Regions from separate parts of the Homo sapiens genome. Here region 2 is linked to region 1. Evidence: chromatin loops called from intact Hi-C (ENCODE). Cell type or tissue: PC-3. All regions are shown on one strand. Links, peaks and the distances in the headings refer to the core of each region. The heading gives the core; the rest is flanking DNA.

Region 1 (10,883 bases), core at 1,303-9,302:
GCTTGTGAAGATATTTGAATAACATAGAACATTTTTATTTTAATAAGAAATTCATGCATTGAAAAATTTGATGGATATTTGAACAGTTAATAAAAAGGGGAGTAAGGGTCTAAAATGGGAGGGAAACTTACTTTTTTGCTATAATATGCCATTTTTTGAAATGGAATTTTTTGATTATGTGCCTGAATCCTTAATAAAAGAGTACATTCCATTCCTATCCATATCATATTAACCCAGAATAGGGTCATGTATTTTACCAGAATACATTTCTCTGAAAATCCTATGCAGATACACTTTCAATTATTTTTTTTCCTTTATACAAAGATATATCTTGCCACCTGTTGGTCATAATGCTGTCTTCTAGAGCCATGTAGAAATAACTCTCTTACCTACTGTCAGTTTTTATTTATTTTTGTTATTGTGGTTTTAAATTTGAAAACAGCAATTGGTTAAAACTAAAAGTAGTTGGCTCTCCTGCACTCCCTTGTACCCAGCTCACTCCTAAAGGTAACTACTTGTTCAGTTTCATTTATTTTTTTCTAGGCCTTTAAAAATGCACATGTATATACATAGACAGTTTTTGTTTCTATTTGTGTTTTTAGAAAGAGACCATACTATAGATACTTTTTACCACTTCTTACTGAACAGTTGTGGTATGGTTTTCTTTTCATGGTAGTATTGTACATGAAAGTCCATCTGTTTTTTCTTATTTTATTAACAGTTACATCATAGTCGAATGTATCATAATTTATTTAATCATTCCATTATTGTTAGGCACCTGGGTTATTTAGAACACGAATATACTTGAACATAGATCTTTGTGTGTGTTCATCTGAGGGAGCTGTTTCCCCTGTGGCTCTCTCAAGCCGTGGCTGGTTTTTCCCATAAACCTTTTACCTCTTATTGCCACCTTCAGACCATTCTTCTACCATCCTCTATAAAAAACACCCAACTTCGACTATCATGTAAAATTATACCACTCATTACTCTTCCTTGTTAGTCATTTTCTGCCCCATTGCCCATATCGTTCACTCTAATTCCTACAAGATTTAACTCCTGGTTGTTATTCCCTTTATACTATAGGTTGAGCGACCCTAATCTGAAAATTCAAAATGCTCCAAGATCCAAAACTTTTTGAGGACTGATATGGCACCACAAGTGGAAAATTCTGCACCTAACTTTATCTGACAGGTCACAGTCAAAACTTTTTTGTGCACAAAATTATTAAAATTATTTTATAAGATTGGCCAGGCATGGTGGTTCATGCCAGTAATCCCAACCCTTTGGGAGGCTGAAGCGGTGGATCACTTAGCCCAGAAGTTTGAGACCAGCTTGGGCAATGTGGCAAAACCCTGTCACTAATAAAAATCCAAAAATTAGCCAGGCGAGATGGCACTTGCCCGTAGTCCCAGCTATTCAGGAGGCTGAGGTAGGAGGATCACTTGAACCTGGGAGGTCTAGGCTGCAGTGAGCCATGCCACTGCACTCCAGCGTGGGCAACAGAGCAAGACCATGTCTCAAGAAAAAAAGAAAAATTTCAGCCTATGTGCATAAGGTGTAGATGAAACATACATTAATTTTATGTTTAGACTTGGGTCCCATCCCCAAGATATCTCATTTTATATATTCAGAATATTCCAACATCCAAAAATACCTGGAATCTGAAACACCATCTGGTCCCAAGCATTTCAGATAAGGGATACTCAACCTGTATTCCTGTACAGGAATTATGGACATTTAGTCCATAATTCTTGGACTACTTCTCCTCCAGTGGCCTTGTCTTTGGTCCTACCTCAGATATTCAATCTCTGGGTAGAAAGATTCCATAAAAAAAGAAGAAAAAAATCTCGCTCAGTCTTACAGTTCCCATAATACGGGTTTTCATACTTCTAAAAATTAAACAATTCTCCAACCTTACAGTTAATTATTTTCTTTATATAAGCAGTAAAGTATTATTTGTTCATGTCTGTACTTTGAGAATATATCCAGAATCTGACGACTTCTGCCACGCTGGTTGAAATCTTTATCATCTTGTACCTTAACAATTGCCATAGCTTCCTAACTGGTCTCCCTACCCACCACTCCCTACTTCGATCCCTGCGTCCTTCAGTATGTTCTCAACCCAGCAAGCCACAGTAATTCTATTAAACTCTAAGTTGGATGATGGCTCTCCTCTGCTCAGATCTCCCAGTGTTTCCATCTCAATTTGGGTCAAAAGCTCTGAAGTCTCTGTGGGTCCCGCACATACCTTCCCCTGTGACCTCTCTGGCCTCATCTCTCATTTCTCTCCCCTCACTCCATTCCAGCCTCAGTGAGGACTCCTTGCCATTCCTTGAACATCTCAGGATCATTCTTGCCAAATGGCTCAAATGGCTTTTGCAATTGCCCTTCTCTCTGCTTGGAATGCCCTTCCCCAGATAATTCCTTTCAGGGGGCTGTTCAGATACCACATTCACGACGAGGCTTTCCCTGACCACCAGAATGTAGGCCCCACCAAGGCACAGAAACAGACTTTGAAAAACTTTTTGTGTCTCTTTCAGTGCTGCGTTTCTAGTGCTTAGAATAGTGCCTGGCATGTGATAGCTGTTTGTTGAGTGAATTGAATAACTGTAGTGGTTACTAGTTTTTCTCTTTTTGTATGAAGTTAGAACTTCATTAAACAGACAAAAACTAGACTGTAAACCTCATTTTTTTGGATATGCAAAATATTAAAATTAGCCTTATTTGTGAACCTGCTTTGTTAATCACTTTGTTTTTCAGCATGTTATAATTTTGAAGTAAGCCTTTCATGTTTATATTTAATCTGCCTAACCCAGTGGATTGGGTGATGGTATCACAATTTTGTGGAAAAGCAAATTGAGGCTCAGAGTTGTTTTCTTCAAAGTACAGCTACTAAGTGGACAGCTGCAGTTCAAACCTATTCAAGTTAAGGACACTTGTTTTCTAATTTAGAAACCATCTTAAAATGACAAAAAAGTAGGTAGAGGTTTTATTTGAAAGCATGGAGAATGTGCCCCAATTTCTCATTCTGGGTTTTGTCTGCCTTTTGTTTCCATTTTCAAAATATGTAAAATAAATGGTTAACTTTAAAATTCCTGACAATGACAGATCAACAAGTTTTATTTCTCTCACCTGTGGAGGAAGTGGCCTCCACCCAGTTTTACTGAATTAGGAGGGAAGTGATTTTTTCAAGTGATAAAAAGAAATAAAATTCCATGCTCTTCCCAGAGGAGGAGTTCAACAATTGGGAAAGTGGCGTGAGACCATATGTTGGTTTGTAAAAGGATATAACTTGTAAAGATGTTTCCTTTGATGCCTGTGATGAATATGGATGTGTTTCCCTTCTAGAGGGTCCTGATTAAATTATGCAATTAAGAGCTGAGCTGAAGGATCTAAATATAGGAAGAGAGTTCAGGCCGTCCTGCTTTGTGTCTGTCAGTTCACCCCTACAGATGTGCATGTTTGTTGTCATAAACAGCACCTGTGAGATCAGTGGAGCGAGAGAAATATGTTCCAAAACATGAAATACAGCAGGATTTTTGTTTCTTTTTTTTTTTTTAAAGGGATAGTTTTTTCCTCCTGTAGTTGATTCCATTTTCATCTGTGAATTTGATATTTGGATTACCTTTTTTTTTTTTAAACTTGACTGAGGGACTTCAGTATTAGTCAGTACTGGTTTAAAATATAGATATACTACTTACCAGAATATGGTCTGGAGAAAGTTACTTTAACCTCTGAGCCTCAAGTTTATTACTAAAATTGAGATAATGATTTCTACCTTGAAGCATTGGTGTGAGGAGTCAATGTAATAATGTTTGTAAAAACAACCAGTATAATGCTTGTATAAGTTGGTAACTCAAACAATTTCGTTTATTAGCTACTGACGAATCATTCATAACTAGCCACTTACGGAAATCTACCACATTTAGCATTCTTTGTAGTCTAAAATTGCTATTTTAGGATAACTGACTCAAAGAGAATAGTTTTTTCTGAGACAACTACCATAGACTTTCTCCTGGGATAGTCAATAAAATTAAATCTTAAAATGTCTGTGGTCTTCAATCTTTCCTGTGTTTGAGGAGTGAGCATTTGTAGGCCAGGAGTCTTTACAGTGTTTGAGTTGACATGAATGTGAATGGCCTTTATCAGGATGAGCTTATGGGGAGCTGGACATCTTGAAAGGCTACCGTGTCCTGAAGGACAGTATGCCATTACAAGCATGAATTTGGGAATGGGGGTTCAATGGGATTAAGGAATGTTGTACAACTTTTAGAGGAAATGGCAAGAAGATATAGAAAAGCCAACTTTGTTTGTTGAAGTTGGGGACAATAAGAAAACTTTCAATTGCCTTAACTATTCAAGTAATCATCTAATCAGACAAAACAGATGTGACAGCTGCTATTTTATAGGGAATCTCTGTGATTAAGAAAAATTAACCAGGTACTCTATTAGCAGCCTAGATTTGTCAGGATGGAAGGATTTGTGTATGCAGAACAGAACCAGAAAGAACTCTTTTTAAAGAATTTTCTGATATAATGAAGATACGTTAATAGCACACTTGGCACACCTAAAATAAATAAACTACAGTTATATCCTTAGAGACTCTTGTCATTCTGACATCCATAAGTTCCTTGCTTCCTTTTCATCAAGGAGATGCTACTTTTGAAATTGTTTGGCTGAAATTTCACAGCTTCAGTGAACTTACAAGTGGTAAGTAGTAAGCTGGAATTCAGTCTACATGGTATTCCTTTTCTTTTTGATTCCTAAGATTTCTACTCACTTAACACTGTTGAGGGACCAAATTGCATCTCTTGCTGGCATGTCACTTAAGTTATACTGGAGAGACTGGAAGACTTGCTGTCAGTGTCTGCGCTTTAAACGCACAGTGTCTGCGCTTTAAAGGCAATAGTACCTGCATTATTGCATCACTATAAATAGAATTTCACGAACTGAACCTCTCTCCTATCTCCAACCCCCAATTTCTCCAGATTTAGAAAATCAGTCTCCGGCAAAAATAAATTTTCAGTGGGAAAAATGTCAAACTAGCTATTCTGCATCATCAGTCCCATGTTTGGAAGTAGCCAGATCAAGGCTGAATAGTAAGAGGCTCAGTAAGATGGAACTTTACTTGTGGTGTTTGTGATGGTAGGACTCTCCTGCTGCTGTGAACTGAGAGCAGCAGAGTTCTGTGTTCTCTGTGGGTCTCCGTATGGCTTTCTTGTGTAGGAATTTGGTTTAAATACATTTTTCCCCTAAGGACTAAAGCGAAATAGAGTTCATTATAGCCTTTTTAGCAATGAAGTTAAGCGCTGTACTTTATGAAGTACGTTAGCATCAGTAAAGAGCAAGGTTTTATCCATTTTCATTTTTCTTTCTGTTCTAGAGGTTTTTTCCTCCCTTATTTTGCTTAGTGGTGAGTTTTATTTAGCTAAATTTGACTCATTTGAGATTGAGACAAATGTTGAAAGTTGAGGGCTAACTGCTGTTTTAAAACAGGAAAAAGGAATGCAGGCACTTCACCTGTTTCCTCCTCCAATACAAATACAGCAGGTCCTCAGACAACCTCATTTCATTCAATGCCATTTCCTTATAACGTTGATGAGAAAAAACATTCCCAGCCTAGGCCACTGTCTGTGTGGAGTTTGCACATTCTCCCCATGTCTGCTTGGGTTTTCTCTGGCTACTCTAGTTTCCTCCCATATCCCAAAGGTGTGCACGTTAGGTGAATTAGTATGTCTACATTGTCCCCATTGCAGTGCATGTAGGTGTGTGTGTGAGTGCGCCCTGCCATGAAATGGTGTCCTGTCCAGGGGTGGTTCCCACCTTGTGCCCTAAGCTGCTGGGATCGGCTCGGGCCACTGCGACCCTGAATTGGAATAATTGGGTAAATAATTATCTTGTTTCTGTTCATCTTTCTTAAATGTATATATGGCTCACATTTATTTCAGTGTTAATTTTAGAAGTGTTTTGGGTCTCAGAAGTTTGGTAATGTTTTTGTGACCAGAAATGTCCTGAAGGAACTTAACTCTTGTTTATATAAATTAGCTGATGCTAAAATTAATTTTGTTTTACATCGTTTCACTTAGAGCCACAGTTTCCAAGAACCCGTAAGGACTTTACTGTATCTGAAAACCTGGTTAGCTCCTAACTGGAGTAACTGGGTTAAAGAAGCATTTGAACATTATTTGTTGAACCAGATCAAAGAACATTGCTACTTTAGGGTATTTTCTGGAACTGAAATAACTAGATCCATTTCTGTTTTTATATTCATTGTAATGGCATTGGACTTGTATAGCAAATTTTAACTTGTCTTTTGCCTGTCTGCCTTAACCTTAAGGGTAGATATTTATCATTTTCCTTAAGGAGCTGTACAATAATCTTTCATGCTTTTTGTTAGGAACCATTTACAATTCCTACTGTCTGCTACTTATCGTTGTGTTCTACTTGTTCTAGAGTTCTGTCTCCACCTGTCTTCATTTTTAGGGGTACTGTTTTTTAGGGGTACTATTTCTCTGTTTGGAAATGTGAGCGGATGGCAGTTTCTGCCTCAGCCCTCTTGCTGGGCCATTGTCTCATGTGGGTTGTCTGCTGTTCCACATTTAAGTAATAGTTATTTCAGCTTTATCAAAAGTTTGTAAGTTCCCAGTTCTTCTGGACTTCTGATTAATTCAGCCTGATTTTATTTAGGGCAAATGATTATGATCCCCTTTCCATTTTGTGAATTTTTCATATTTTACCAATAAATCTCATTGCAATTCTTTGCTTACAAGATGGCTTGAAAGATGCAAGCAATGATGGATTGCTCTTTATTGTTTTAAAATATTTATTGGCCTTAAATTGCTGAAATAATATGGTTTTTCCAACCTTTGTGTTTTTATGCATTTTTAACCCTACGTCTTTAGTGTATAATCTTCTGTGAGTCTGTGGTTTCTATAAGTGTCAGGAATTTTTCAGGTGTCTTTATTATCCTTTGAAATCATGATCTATTTGGACAATTCCATCTTTGTTTGGACTATACAGTTGACTTGAGTACCTAAGTGAAATGGAGCAGGTTAGAAAAAAGTAGTTTGTTTTATAGTAATGAGAATTACATTACAAGTCCCCTGGCATGTTCCCCTTTGACCTTTTTTGATGTTTTAATTTAAGCATCTCAAACAAGGCAAGAGTTGATCTCACCAGGCCTTGAATCCTATCCAAAATTGGATGTTAGGATAGATGACACATACATTTCTGTAATACTAATTAATATTGCCAGTTAATATTGATCACTTTCTACAACATGTCTCTGAGATATCTTGCATCTCCATGGCATCTAATGAGGTGTATTGTGAAATAGTTTCATATATTAAAAATACTGGAAAATAATATAAAAAATTAGCTGGGCGTGGTGGTGGGCACCTGTAGTCCTAGCTGCTCCGGAGGCTGAGGCAGGAGAATGGTGTGAACCCAGGAGGTGGAGGCTGCAGTGAGCCGAGATCGCGCCACTGCACTGCAGCCTGGGCGACAGAGCAAGACTCTGTCAAAAAAAAAAAAAAAAATGCTGAACTACAAAATTCATGCAGTTTGCTTATAATCACTCTGAAGCCCACCATAGGTCTACTCTGGAAGCTCAAGTCTTACTTTTTCTGTGTATTCACAAGACCAGTCTATCTGTTTAAGAATATATCTGGCGATGTAAGTCTGGAAATACGCACTTAGGTGGTTTTGTTACTTAGAAATATTTGTTTCCAAAAAGGAAAAAAAAGGTCAAACAATTTTTTTTTTTTTGAGGCGGAGTCTCAATCTGTCACCCAGGCTGGAGTGCAATGGCACAATCTTGGCTTACTGCAACCTCCACCTCCCTGTTCAAGTGATTCTCTTGCCTCAGCCTCCCAAGTAGCTGGGTCTAAAGGTGTACACCACTATGCCCGGCTTATTTTTGTATTTTTAGTAGATACAGGGTTTCACCATGTTGGCCAGGCTGATCTTGAACTCTTGACTGGTGATCCCCCCTCCTCGGTCTCCCAAAGTGCTGGGATTACAGGTGTGAGCCACCAAGCCTGGCCGATCAAACAGAATTTTTATAAAGTTGTCTTTAAAAAAAAGAAAAAAAAAGTATCCAGCTGTTAAACATTTTCAAAGTGAAGTTAATCAATACCCTGTACTTTTAGTTCCTTAATTCTTTTGATCTTTGTGCCATGATTTTTTACTATTAGTTAAGAAAGTGTAATGAACCAAAGAACAAGAAGTAGGGGGAGAAAAGAGTTGCCTGCTTCATTTGACAATAGACCATTTATCTTCTGTTATTTGCCTTTCTTAAAGTACGGAGAGTTTTTGGATTTTTTTCCCCCAGTCACTTTTTGTAGCCTGTATTTTTTGTTTATTTTATTGAATAATACAATTATTCCCTCAATATTTAATGGGAGCATTTATTTTGTCTGCTGAATTCCATACTGGTGCAAGAATTATAAAACAGCCTCTAGTCTGAAGCTGATACAGAGAGTGGTTGAACATTATTTGTCTCCTAATCTTTTTATTAAAGGGGGTTGTAACATTTGGTGGTTACTCCTTCCTTTAAAAAACAATTATATCTTCATATACAAATTAGGGTAATTAAAAAAAAACTTTCTGTGGGAATTTGGGATCTGTAACATATTAAATGGAAGAGAGTGTATTTTGTTGATATTCACAGGAGTTGGATAATTTACTTGTTGCTTTACTAGATGAGGCCAAGGTGAAGAAAATGCCCATTTGTTCTGCAATTGGCTGATTAGGCTTCCTTTAAATATAAAGCAAGTTACATAGCAGTTAAGAGTATTTTAACATTTTTTTCTTTTAATATTAAGGAATAACACATAAGTTGGAAAATTAATTAGCCGTGTCGAGTAGTATAAGAGTATTTTTCTAATTTCACTTCTGGCAGTTCTGATAGAAATCCTTCCCATGGGTGAGACTCCTTAGGAAAACGTTCTGAGTTCAGAACACTGCTTTAAACTACATTATATTTTTTTTGCTTCTCAAACCAGATCACACTATAAATCCAACCTGATTTCTAAGTAGAGTATAGATGTGGCTTGAGATAATGAATTGATTTTTGTGGGTTTTTTTTTTTTGTAATTAGCAAATATTTGCTTCGAAAACCTTTTTATAAAAAATCAGAAGTTACATTTTTTCATTAAAGAACGTTTGAAAAGTTTAGAAAAGGAGGAGAGAGACACATTACTAATCTTCCAAACCCAGTCATGGTTAATATTTTCATATATTTACATAGTTGTTCATGGTACATATAACCAACCATTTTATGTTCTGCGTACAGTTTTCCCCAAATTATTACGTAGTCTTTATGAACATAATTTTTAAGGTCTGTATAATATTCCATTGAGTGGATGTATGCAGTTTACTTAGGTATTTTTCAATTATTAGATGTTTCTCTTTTTTTCCCTATTATAAATAATGCTCTGATGAAAATCTTTGTGCAAAAACAATTTTCCCTTTCTGGTTCAGAATATTTCCTTAGAGTAAATTTCTGAAGATAAAGTTGCTGGAATAAAGATCTCAATATTTTTAAGGCTGCTGGGTTTTTTTTTTTTTACTAGATGAATACTTTTTTGTTAGTGTGAAATGTTTATATTTGGACAAGAGGGAAGGAAATCTCTGTTTGCTGACTCATGTTTTTATTTTGCACTTTAAACTGATAAGGCCACTTAGCTTTTGACATAAACTAAGGCAGGAAGTACAAAAAGGGGCAGAAAAAAAGTAGTTGTCTTGCCAAGGCCATAGTATCATGGACTCATTTGAGTTCCTTATATGAGGTAGGTTACCTGTTTGACTTGTATATTAAAAAATGCTTAACTCAGGTAAAAATTAGTCATCAGCCTGCATTTTGTTTTGTCTGGGCATGTTTATATGCAAAGTGCTGTGATCTTTCACTTTAATTTTCGTGAGTGGCCTCAAGACATTTACCACCTAACTGGCTTCTATAATGTTTGGATGCCCTTGGTTTAGATTTTTTTTTTTTTTTTTGCTCCCAGTATGAAGAAATCTTTCTGTATTGAAGATATTACCTTAGTTGTCTTTCTAAAATGTAGATCTAATAATGCTAATTCTCAGATTTAAAACCTTCCACTTGTCCATATGATAAGATTCTTCAGTCTTGCCCCTTCCTTCATATCAGCTTGTATCATCATCTCCAGCGGATTAAACCCTAGCATTTCTATCATGTGTCTGTTGGAACAAGCCATTTGGAAAAGTGGTTTAAAAATTCTGGCTCTAGAGCCAGGCAAAATGGGTTCAGATCCAGGTTCTGCCACTTATAGCTGTCTACATAACTTTGGACAAGATACTCAACTATTCTATATTTTATTTTCCTTACATGTAAAATAAAGAAAATGATAGTATTTACTTCACAGTAAATACTAAGGTATTGTTGCTAAGATTAAACTGGTTAATAGATAAACAGCAGTGAACAGTGTTTGTCAAGTAATGAACACACAAAATGTTTGCTCTATTGTTTTGCAAAATTCTACTTATCCTTTAAGTCTGATGTTTTCTCTTGGAAAAAAATGTTCTGAAATCTCTGGAATTGTTCTTTCCTTTTCCGTTTTTATATATTATTGTCTTAGTTTGTAGGCCGCTATAACAAAATACCATATAGACTGAGTGGCTTATAAACAACAGAAATTTATTTCTCAAAGTTACAGTAACTGGGAAATCCAAGATCAAGGTACCTGGATGGCCTCTTCTCTCTGTAACCTCATATGGTGGAAGGGAGGAGAGATCTCTCTGGGATCTCTTTTATGAGGGCACTAATTCCATTTATGGGAGCTCCGTCCTCATGACCTAATCACCTCCCAAAGGACTCACCTTCTAATTCTGTCACCTTTGGGGTTAGGATTTCAACATGT
Region 2 (10,883 bases), core at 900-8,899, 99 kb after region 1:
GAAAGCATGTATGAATTTCCTAAACCTACAACATTTGTGCTGATAGTTCAGACCTGCATTTTAACATTCTACATATATAGTTACACATATAAAATATTTTTATCATTGAAAACCATATTGAGGACAAATATTTACTGACATGGGAAGAACTTTGTAGTAGACTGATAATTTAAAAATCAGGTGAAAAACCAATTTGTAGTGAATGGTGCCACTGTAGTGGATAAGTGTATATATATTTATTAAAAAGAAGAGAGCTGAGTTGATACGCAGAAGCTGTTAACAGTGATTACCCCTAGACAGTGGGGTCATGGGTATCTTATGTTACTCTTCTTGCTGACCTTTTTCCTAGTTTTTCTTCAACAAGGTTGCATTGTCTTTTTAATAAGAAAAATAAATATTAAACATACTGTATAACAAAAAGTGTTATGATCACTTGTCAGCAACTGAGCCACTGATATTTGCAGTGATCACAGAAGCATGCATGAGAAGCAAATAAATAACAATAAATTCCTTGAGGCCAACCTTTCTCAAAGTGTGTTCCTGAAAACACACATTCACAAAATTCTCTGTGAAAAGCATAAACAGGGTTGATTTTTAAGACCTATAGCCATGTTGGCAACATTTTAAAAAGGACTCTAAATCTTTTGTAAATTCAAAAGGCACTATGGAATGTTCTGCAGTAGAGAAACCTCTACAGCAATTTCAGTTGTTGACCCTCCAACAATATGGGTATTCTTTGTGAAGTTTTGGGGGAGTCAAAAGTTGCATGAAGATTTTTGCCTGTATGGAGTTGGTGCCCCTGACTTTTAGGTTGTTCAAGGGTCAACTGTACTTATTTGACCACAGATCTATTTTTTTCATGGAACACCCATTAATATTTCATGGTCCCCACTTTAGGAAATGCCATCTTCGTTCATTTTGTGTTGTTATAACAGATCACCACACACTATGTAATTTATAAAGAAAAATAATTCCTTCTTACAGTCTTGGAGGTTTAAAAGTCCAATATCAAAGTGCTAGCATCTAAGGAGAGCCTTCCTGTTGCATCATTTCATAGTGGAAGGTGGAAAAGGAAGGTGGAAGGTCAAGAAAGGATGCTCCAGAGAAAGCAAGATCAAGAGAGGCCTGAACTCACTTTTATAACAAGCCCAGTCTCATGGTAACTGACCCACTCCCACATTAGCAACAACAATCCATTCATGAAGGCGGAGCCCTTGTGACCTAACCACCTCTTATTAAGCCCCACCTTCCAACACTGTCACATTGGGGATTTAGTTTACAGCACATGAACTTTGGGGGACACACTTAAACCATAGTGCCGTCTTCAGTCTGAGAAGAATTTCTGTCTTTCATTGAAGTTCCAAAGGCTTCTTATTTTGATGACTTTGCCTAAAGAAGGGATTCTACAGCCAAATGCTTTCTTTTTAACATACCGAATGAGTAAAAGTGCAAAATAAGTACAGAACTATCAAACAGCAACAAATGTGCTTCTGCTGCCTACCACAGAATTTTCCTTGGTAAGAAGAAAACCCTACATTACATTTCTTTTTGGCTTCTGTCTCTGCAGGTAAGAGGAAAGTGGACACCCCACAACAAACTACAAGGAGTTTCAATTTTCACCTCCTAGCCCTAATTTCTCAGGGTTAGCCCTCTTCCTGGTCTTTTCCAATCCACTCTCACTTCCTCCAGTTGGTAGAAATGATGCTTCAAAAGTCCTAATGAGAATTTCCAGAGCTGGATTCCAGCATTAACAGATCAGTAACTGGGTGTTTGGTACCCACAAGGCTAACAATTTGGGGTACTTTTTTTTAAGAGATAGGGTCTCACTATGTTGCCCAGGCTGGACTTTAACTCCTGGGCTCAAGCGACCTTCTCACCTCAGACTCCGGAGTAGCTGGGAATACAGGTGCACACAACCACGCCTGGCTTTAAGTACATTTTAATCACAATTTAAAAATCGTAATAAAACAATTACTTTAATGTGGCAAACTGTAACAAAATTTGCCATTTTGACCATTTTAAAGTATACAATTCAGTGGCACTATATACATTCATATTATGCAGCCATCACCACCATCCATTTCCATAACTTTTTCATTACTCCATATAGAAATTATGCACACATTAAACATTAACTCTCCATTCTGATCTCCCCCTAGCCCTTAGTAGCCTTTATATTAGTTTCTGTCTGTGTGAATTTGGCTATTCTAGGTATCTGATATAAGTTGAATCATACAATATTTGTCACTTTATGTCTGGCTCTTTTCACTTAACATAATTATCCTCAAGGTTCATCCAAAACATAATATTTTTCACTTAATAATGACTGTTTCATATCAGTGAAAGGGATGATGTTTTCTGTAACTTTTTTCCAAGATAAAGAGCCCAATGCAGTCCATTTCTTTCCTGACTCTATTTCTGCTGAAATAGCCCTAATCATAATTATTGGTCATCGGGATTGGTAGAATTGTTCAGGACCTCTGTCTGATCATTCTAAATATATCATTTAAACATGTACCCAGAAAGCATAGTATTTCTTTCTCAGCAGTAAGTCAGGTACTAGAGGGGAAAACATCACACTTAATAACTGGAATGTCCTCTGTTATAGCCTCAGAGTTGATGATGAATGCAGTCCTGCTCCACTTTGATTCCATCTGGCTCTGGAAGGTGTTTCTGAAGATTTGTGAACAGCATTTGAATTTGTTTGTTTTTATTTATATTGTCTTTTTACTATGATGTATAAATATGTCCTGTAATGTCATTGATCTATATGATGAGTGAGACAATCAAGTGTTAAAATGGAACTTGTTGATTAGGATATTTATACCATAGTTTAGTTTTCTTAAGAAACTCTGACAGACACGATATTTAAAATGACTAAATTTACACTTTGACATAAGGCTACTAAAAGGTAGAATATACCATTGAGATATGCCACTTGAAAAAACTACTTTTAAAAAAATGGCATTACTGGTGTCATGAAGAAAAGAAATGCTTTTATCTCAACCCTGGTTTCAAAAATTTGTGTAAAAATTTTCACCTCAATAAATAGTTTACTTCTGTGTAGAAAAGGAGACTTATGCTTGCTGCCAATTTCTTCACAAAGCATGCTTAAAAGATAAACACTTGGGGCCACAGTTTGAATGTATTAACTACTTCACCAACTATTTTCTGGGGACAAAGCAATGCATAAAGGACATTCATCTTTATCCATGTAAATATTTTCTTGTTGAGCACATACTGCTGTTCATGTCTTTCTAGCCTAAATCATAGTTCACAGAATAATTGTTAACCACATGGAAAACCTCCCCTAGCATGGGGTTGGAGCCATAAACTAGCCAATAAGTCATTGAGCACTTTTCTTTCATATATTTCTGCATATTTCTGTCAAGCGCTGATTGATACTCTGCACACCTGATTCTTTCCAAATGTAAGCCAAGTATCTGCTAGCATGTACTCCTGATAAGACATTGTTCTTCTGTGCTGTATGCCATTAATATTATATGATGTACAGTAGTTCACTTGGATTATGAAATTGCCAGTAGCTAATTAAAGTTTCTTCCTGAGCATGGTAATGATCATTAACCTTAGAGCTGGTTTCAGAAATTTCTTAGTGATAATGTGACTTCTATATTTCTTTTTTTGATGTGTAACTTTGAATAATGTTTATTTAGTTTTAGTCTCTTCTCCATCTTTAAATGACAAAATTTATCAATTTCATATTAGAAAGCATTATTTTGTGCTTGTTCAGGAAAAATTCAATTGGTTTATCAGAAAGGTCACGGAACTATGAAAGCAATGCAAAAGCTCCTGTGGCTTCTTGCCATTCTTTAACAAAGTTTTGTAACAGACAATGCAATAGAAACTAGAGGCAAATTGATTGCTGGTCTGATAAAATCCAATTTTCACATATTCATCAAGATTCACTTGTTTTAGCAAATACAGCTTCATATTTGATATTTGCATTGAATTCCTGTTCCCTGTTTACATTTACAGTGTTGTTCTATTTATATTACAATTTTCGTCACTACTTTTATACTTTACTTTTAAATAACTGATTTATTTCTGTGAATTGGCTATCATGACACAATAAAAAGTCTAAAGCTGACAGATGTAAATGACATTTAAATGTGCAAAATCCAATAGTCAAGGCAAAGTGCACCATTAACTATTAGCTGAAATGAGCAACTTTTAGGAAGAAGCACAGTGATTATTAAGCATGTGACTAGCTTTCTATAAAACATAATAAGTTAATCTTAACTCTCAAGTTTACAGAATAAACATGAACTAAATCGTTTCCTTGCTGTTTCCTCCTATAGCTAGCCTGGGAAACACCAATGACCCATAGTCTACCTGGGATCAGCATTTCCCCATATGGTATGATTTTGGGGTATTGGGATGGCTGCCTGTCCTCCAAAATAGCTCATTATTTAAAGCCATCAAGTTATTTTTTTCTTCCTGTGACTGCAAGATAGATCTGGCTCATAAAACTCAAGGCATGTAAGTACTGTGTGAACCAATTGCATAACATGTCCCCACTACTCCGGAGATTGAAGCAGGAGGATCAGTTGAGCCCAGGAGTTCAAGGCTGCAGCGAGCTGTGATTGTGACTATGAATAGCCACTGCCCTCCAGACTGAGTGACATAGCAAAACTCTGTCTTAAAAAAAATACTCAAGGCAATTTTTATGAATATCATGGAGCCTATACCATTAAAGGCAGCCTATAGACATGAGCTGCATATAAAATAGACATAGTCCCTGCCTTCCCAGAGCATGATTCAGATCTTAAATAAATAAGCATGAATAAACTGCAAACTACCAACTGTAGTAAGTGCTGAAGGAAAAGAAAGTTAAGAGAGAATAATAAAGTGAAGAAGGGTGTCTAATTTAAATTGTTGGGTCAAAGGCAAGCACTGTGTGAGCTCTTTCCTTTGAGCTCCTCCGTCGGAGGAATAATCCACAAGTACTAAATACAGGTACTTAGTATATGCCATTTTTCTAATAACATTTGTGTAGTATAGGAATGCCTGCAAATAAAAGATGCTTTTTCTATCATTCATTTACTTTTTTTTAGTGCTTACAATATTAAGACATTTTTCTAGACTTGGGGGCAGGGCGGTGCAGATAGGGCACAGGGTGAGTAAGACAGACAAGTTTTCTGTGCTTATGTAGTTTTTGTTCTAGAGGTGAGATGTTCCTCTTCAGAATATGGAAAGAGAAAAATATAACTAAACTCTGGAGTAAACTACTTAAAAAGTTTATGAAGTTCACCATGGGGATAAGAAATACACTCGTGCCCAACAACCCTTGACTGTAGCCAGACTGAATATTTAATAATCTGTTTTTTAAAAGGGCATATATCAATCAGAAGTAGTGATTAGCAATGTAGAATATAAATGCTCACATGGAGCTGGTGTAGTAGGTATTACAGATTGTTGACACTAGCCATTACTATCACCTTACTCCTCTTCTGATTGAAATTTGGCCTCAAATAGAAATTTGCCTGTGGAGAGAATTATTAATAAGAACTGGATATGCTGTTGGCATTTTGGTCACATGTATTAGTGTTTGGGAAAGTATCTCCATGAATCTTTACCTGAGGAGACTATAAATTAAGCTTTGAGCCTGCTAGGCCAGGGACTGGCTCTGGATTGAGTGCGGGGCCATCATCCCCAAGTAGTGCCCCCAGGGCCTGTATTGGGCTGGCCAGGCAGCTTTCCCCTTGAGACTACTGGCTTTAGGGTTAGTTTTTTTTTTTTTCCAATCAGCAATTTGAATTAATCAATTATCAGGAGATATTTTTGAGATATTTCATCAACTATCCCTAGAAAGACAATAATGATTTAAAATGTCAGACAGGAATGGTTATTTCAAGGCTTCATAAAAAAACCATCTTTAAAAGATTGGCTGATATTCCCAAGTGCTATCAAAATAGGCTAGAAAATGTTGGAGCAATTGAACCCACAATTTTTTATCCTTTTATAAATGCAGTTGCTGTTCTCTAAGGAAGAAGACAGGCTAACGCAGCCAACAGGGTTTTTTTTTTTTCAAATAAATTAATAAATTAAGTAAACAGACATTTCTTTTATTCTGTCAGCTGAAATAGTGCATAAGATCAAAAAGAAACATTCAGCATTCAGTCTTGTCTCCCTTTCTTATGAAACTGAAAAGAAACAAAATAAGCACATTTGAATTTGGTGTAAAGAAGACTATTTATCATAGACAGTTGAATATTACTCATCTGAGACCAAATCTACTCATTTCCAGTTCAGCAAAAATACACAAAGAATTTGATAAATATTGAATTACGCTTCAGGGCAACTGCTCATGCTTTTAATATAATCTTTTTTTAAAAAAATTCTTTCCTTCTACTTTGAAATTAAAGTCCATTACCAAATATCATTTTAAAAATACATTGTATTTCTTTTTGTCTCATCCTAGGGAAGAGCTGTTGCTTGCTTTTACACCACTACCTTTAGTTATTTTTCTCCTGAATGAGAGGAAAGAAAGCTTGAACATTTGTAGAAAAAACGCAGCAAAAAGAAGAAAAATAGGCAGACTGTAAAATGATGTGGTCACGTTAGCTATATTGCATATACTATTGTTAAGATCATGTGTTTAGAGACATTAACTTAGATTTTGGTAATTATTTTGGAAATTTATAGTATTCAGTTTATGGAGCTTTGTGTAAAATGGAGCATACTTAAGCAACTGAAAACAATGATTAGCTTTTCTAAACTTTGCACATTAAGATCATGGGGCATTTTTAAATGTTAGTTTTTTTCATAACAATTAAAAGTCCTCTTTGCATATTTAACTAAAATATGAAAGTGGGAGACAGACACTGCTAACATGTTGTGCATTTCCTCCAGCATCTAAATAAATAAAGATAGATGTAGATCTAGGAATCACACATTACTAGATTTGATAATGCAAGCAGAAAACCCTCAAATCTTCTGTCTTTCCTATTTTCTACCAAGGCACCTGAAAAGAGATGCCTCTGTCACAATCCCAGCTTCATGTCATGCCTTTGCTGTCATTTCCTCACCTAATCAACCAATTTTCCCTAGACTATTAATGAAATAATGCTTCCTTTCTCCATTTATTTAGGACACCATCTTTCTCATAATTTTTTGTGGTTGGTATTCTGAATCAAGCATTCTTTTTTTTTTTTTTTTTTTGAGATGGAGTTTCGCTCTTGTCACTCAGGCTGGAGTGCAATGGCGCAATCTTGGCTCACTGCAACCTCCGCCTCCCAGGTTCAAGCGATTCTCCTGCCTCAGTCTCCCAAGTAGCTGGGATTACAGGCATGTGCCACCACGCCTGGCTAAGTTTGTTATTTTTTTGTTTTTGTTTTTGTTTTTGAGATGGAATCTGGCTCTGTTGCCCAGGCTGGAGTGCAGTGGTGCAATCTCAGCTCACTGCAAGTGCCACCTCCCAGGTTCACGCCATTCTCCTGCCTCAGCCTCCTGAGTAGCTGGGACTACAGACGCCTGCCACCGTGCCCGGCTAATTTTTTGTATTTTTAGTAGAAACGGGGTTTCACTGTGGTCTCGATCTCCTGACCTCGTGATCCGTCCACCTCGGCCTCCCAAAGTTCTGGGATTACAGGTGTGAGCCACTGCGCCTGGCCCTAAGTTTTGTATTATTAGTAGAGACAAGGTTTCACTATCCTGGCCAGGCTGGTCTTGAACTCCTGACCTCAAGTGATCCTGCCTGCCTCAGCCTTTACCCTTTATTTCCTATTACATATCAGACCCTCCCTTTCAAATCACTTTTCTTCAGTTCAAATTACATCTTTTATCATTTCTTCTTTGAGTTTTGCACTGCTGGTAAACTCTCTTTTTTTGTTGTTTTTTTGTTTGTTTGTTTGTTTGTTTTTGGTCTGAAAATGTCTCTACCCTCATTCTTAAAAAACGATTTTATTGAATATAAGATTTTAAATGGCAGTTATTTTCTTTCAACATATTAAAGATATTTCACCAGCTCCTGGCTTCCAGTGTTTATTGTTGGTCTAAGTGAGGTTCCTTTGAAAATAATCAGTCTTCTCTTTTCCTACGGCTTCTTTTTAAGTGTTAAGTCCTTGCTTTTCTGCAATTCAGTATGTGTCAAGATGTATATTTATTTTTGGTTTCTTTCATTAGTCCTGGAAAATTCTCAGCTATTATCTCTGTTCCATATCTTTCTTTCTCTTCAACTGGAACTCTTATCAGATGTATAATAGATCTTCTTAACCTAAGAAACTCTTAAATGAAGAAGCTCTAAGCTCTGTGTTACATAAACTCTGGTTTATACTTCCTACTTCTTTTTGTCTCTGTATTCTGAATAGTTCTTACCAATCTTCAAATTCACTAATTCTCTTTTCAACTTCTTCTTGTGTGTTGTTAATTCTATCCATTGAGTTTTATATTTCAATTGTTATATTTTTTATTTCTAGAAGTTTGCTTAGTTCTCTTTTAAATATGCTAGGTTTTTAAAAAAATAGTTTCCTATTCCCTGAAAATACTTGGTTTTTCATTTTCAAAGCATAGTCATTTTATTTCCTGTAACTGGAATATTACAATATCTAAATTAATTGTATATTTGTTTCTGCTCTTTGTTGTTTTTTGCTGGGTCTTGTGCATAGTGACTTATTTCCTTGTGGTTCTTGGTTACGTTTGTCTGTGAGTTGCTTTTTGTTTTTCCTTGGAAAATTATTTTTGAGTTGTCTTAGAGGCCTAAAGTCAAGATGCCTTTGCCTCTGACTAGTGCATAGAAACACCATCAGTTTGGAAACAACTTAAAATTATGGTTTAAAGTTTTTTGGACTACCTTGGTGTTGTAAATACTGTGTGAAAAAGCCTGATGCATTCATATGCTCACAACTTTTCAGGGGTGGTTATTTTCCAGCCCTGCTCTGCTTAGAGCCAAGTTAACCTTCCTGGCAGAGGTGGAGCAGGTTCATTTCTGGTTTATCTTTTTTCCTGAGGGAATATCGTTTTGGTATCTTGGCTTTATGGCAGAAGGGCCTCCTTTTAGATCTTCACATTGTTCATCTCAAGTACACACTAGGCTTTGAGTTCTGTTTTCCGTGCTCTACAAGGCCACTGAAACCAAATTCGCTTGGTTTAGCAAATGCTTTTAGGGCAAAAGCAGTTTCAATGCTGTGCTCCTACCTTGGGTCTTTCCTCTTTTTAGGTTTTGCCCTGGAAATGTCTTACTACCTTATCATATCTTTATTGCTTAAAAGGATTCACTTTTCATGTGCTATACAGCATTTTAAGTTATTCTTTCCTTCAGCCGGGAATGTTGGTCTGAATAACCCAGCCTGCCATACAGCTGGAAGTGGAAATCTTCTTTTGTAATTATAAAAGCATATCCAAGTGTTTCTATCCCCCTTTTCATTCCTAATGTATTAGGTATTTGTGGTGTGTGTGTGTGTGTGTGTGTATTTGTGGTGTGTGTGTGTTTGTGGGTCTGTGTCTCTGCGTGTGTGTGTTTCTTAATTAGAAATCTCCAGGGCATTTATCTTTTTTTGAGACAGGGTCTCACTCTGTCATCCAGGCTGGAGTGCAGTGGCACAATCATGGCTCACTGCAGCCTCATCCTCCCAGGCCCAAGCAATCCTCCCACCTCAGCCTCCCAAGTAGCTGGGGGACCACAGGTGCATGCCATCATACCTGGCTAATTTATTTTTATTCTTTTTGTAGAGACAGGGTCTCACTATTTTGCCTAGGCTGATCTCTAACTCCTCGGCTCAAGCAACTTCCCACTTCAGCTTCCCAAAGTGCTGGGATTACAGGCATGAGTCACCGCCCTCTGTCTTCAGGGCATTTTTGTATTATTTTTTCCTTCAAAGACACAACTTTTGGTATACTTATAACTGTAATGGCTTTTATTTAATAATTCTTTAATTTTTGTCTTTATTTTTCTAATTTCCTTTTCCTTAAATAATATATTTTGTTTGAGTTCATCTTCACATGCATCCCATTTGTTTTGTAATTTTATATACTTCTTTTCTAAAGGAGCAATAATTATTGTTTTTATTTCCTTTTTGTCATATAACTTATTTGGGATAATCTCCTTCCCAAATTTCTAAATGATTGCTTTTTTCCCCTTGTTTAATCATTTGTTATTCATTTTTATTGTATTTTATTACTTTTAGAGAATGTGATCTAAGTTTTAGATTATTTTCTAAATACTGAGTTTTTAATGGCCTAATGTTATCAATTTTAGCATATATTCTACAGATCTTTGTCAAAAAGAAATAATCATATTTAGGGTCTAACATTCAAGATATACATGAACATAAATAGGTAGATAGATATTAATCTTTTAAATTATAATCTTGGAATTTTTTTGACTACTTGATTTGTCAGGTCATTAATTCAAATGACACAGTTATAAAATGAGAATCTTTCTTAGGGGTAACATGTCTAAGCAAGTTGTTATCTACACATAAAGATATTTTCCCTTATATTACTTCAGAATATTTAATATTTTCATTAACTAACAATACTTGGCAAAGCATGTGATTAGTGTCTATAACAAGATTGTTTTTTCTCACTGTCAGATTTTAATCCCCTACTTCCCTTTCAACATTGAATACATATAAACTACGCCAGAATGGTCTTTCTATGTCTTCTTTCTCCAGTAAGCAACATGATGACCGTGGGGTTTTTTGGTGTATGTGGAAGGGGAAGGTGGGTTATGTTGTGGACTGGCATCTGTGTCATATTTTGTTCTTACCAACCATACAGTTAGAACAAAATGGGCAAGAGTGTAACCTCTGAGTAGGACTTTGGAAAGTACCCCCCCCCCCAACATCCTTAATCATTATAAGACTTATTTATAGGAGTAAAATAGTTTCTCATATAAAATTTGAAAACAGCATCTGCAATAT

What was found. A loop is a pair of places that touch in the nucleus more often than their neighbours do. Peaks named below come from ENCODE experiments on the same cell type or tissue, not always from the same donor. Only the 100,000 strongest peaks of a DNase experiment are listed, where the experiment ranks them.
Region 2: a loop joins it to region 1, with 3 times the contacts of the local background. A loop is called at or near these places in 8 of 110 quality-filtered maps.

What each region holds. Positions count from the first base shown.
Region 1 is chr4:145,498,096-145,508,978 of GRCh38, forward strand. The region is part of intron 1 of SMAD1 (SMAD family member 1); the gene reads left to right. It overlaps SMAD1-AS2 (SMAD1 antisense RNA 2), which reads right to left and starts at 4,885. Exons shown (of 2, transcript NR_108077.1): 1 at 4,781-4,885. RefSeq lists a silencer at 9,579-9,779. In PC-3, for the core only: no CTCF peak of the experiment used is centred there; no DNase peak of the experiment used is centred there.
Region 2 is chr4:145,597,788-145,608,670 of GRCh38, forward strand. LINC02491 (long intergenic non-protein coding RNA 2491) reads left to right here and starts at 1,245. Exons shown (of 2, transcript NR_183954.1): 1 at 1,245-1,517; 2 at 2,609-3,074. In PC-3, for the core only: no CTCF peak of the experiment used is centred there; no DNase peak of the experiment used is centred there.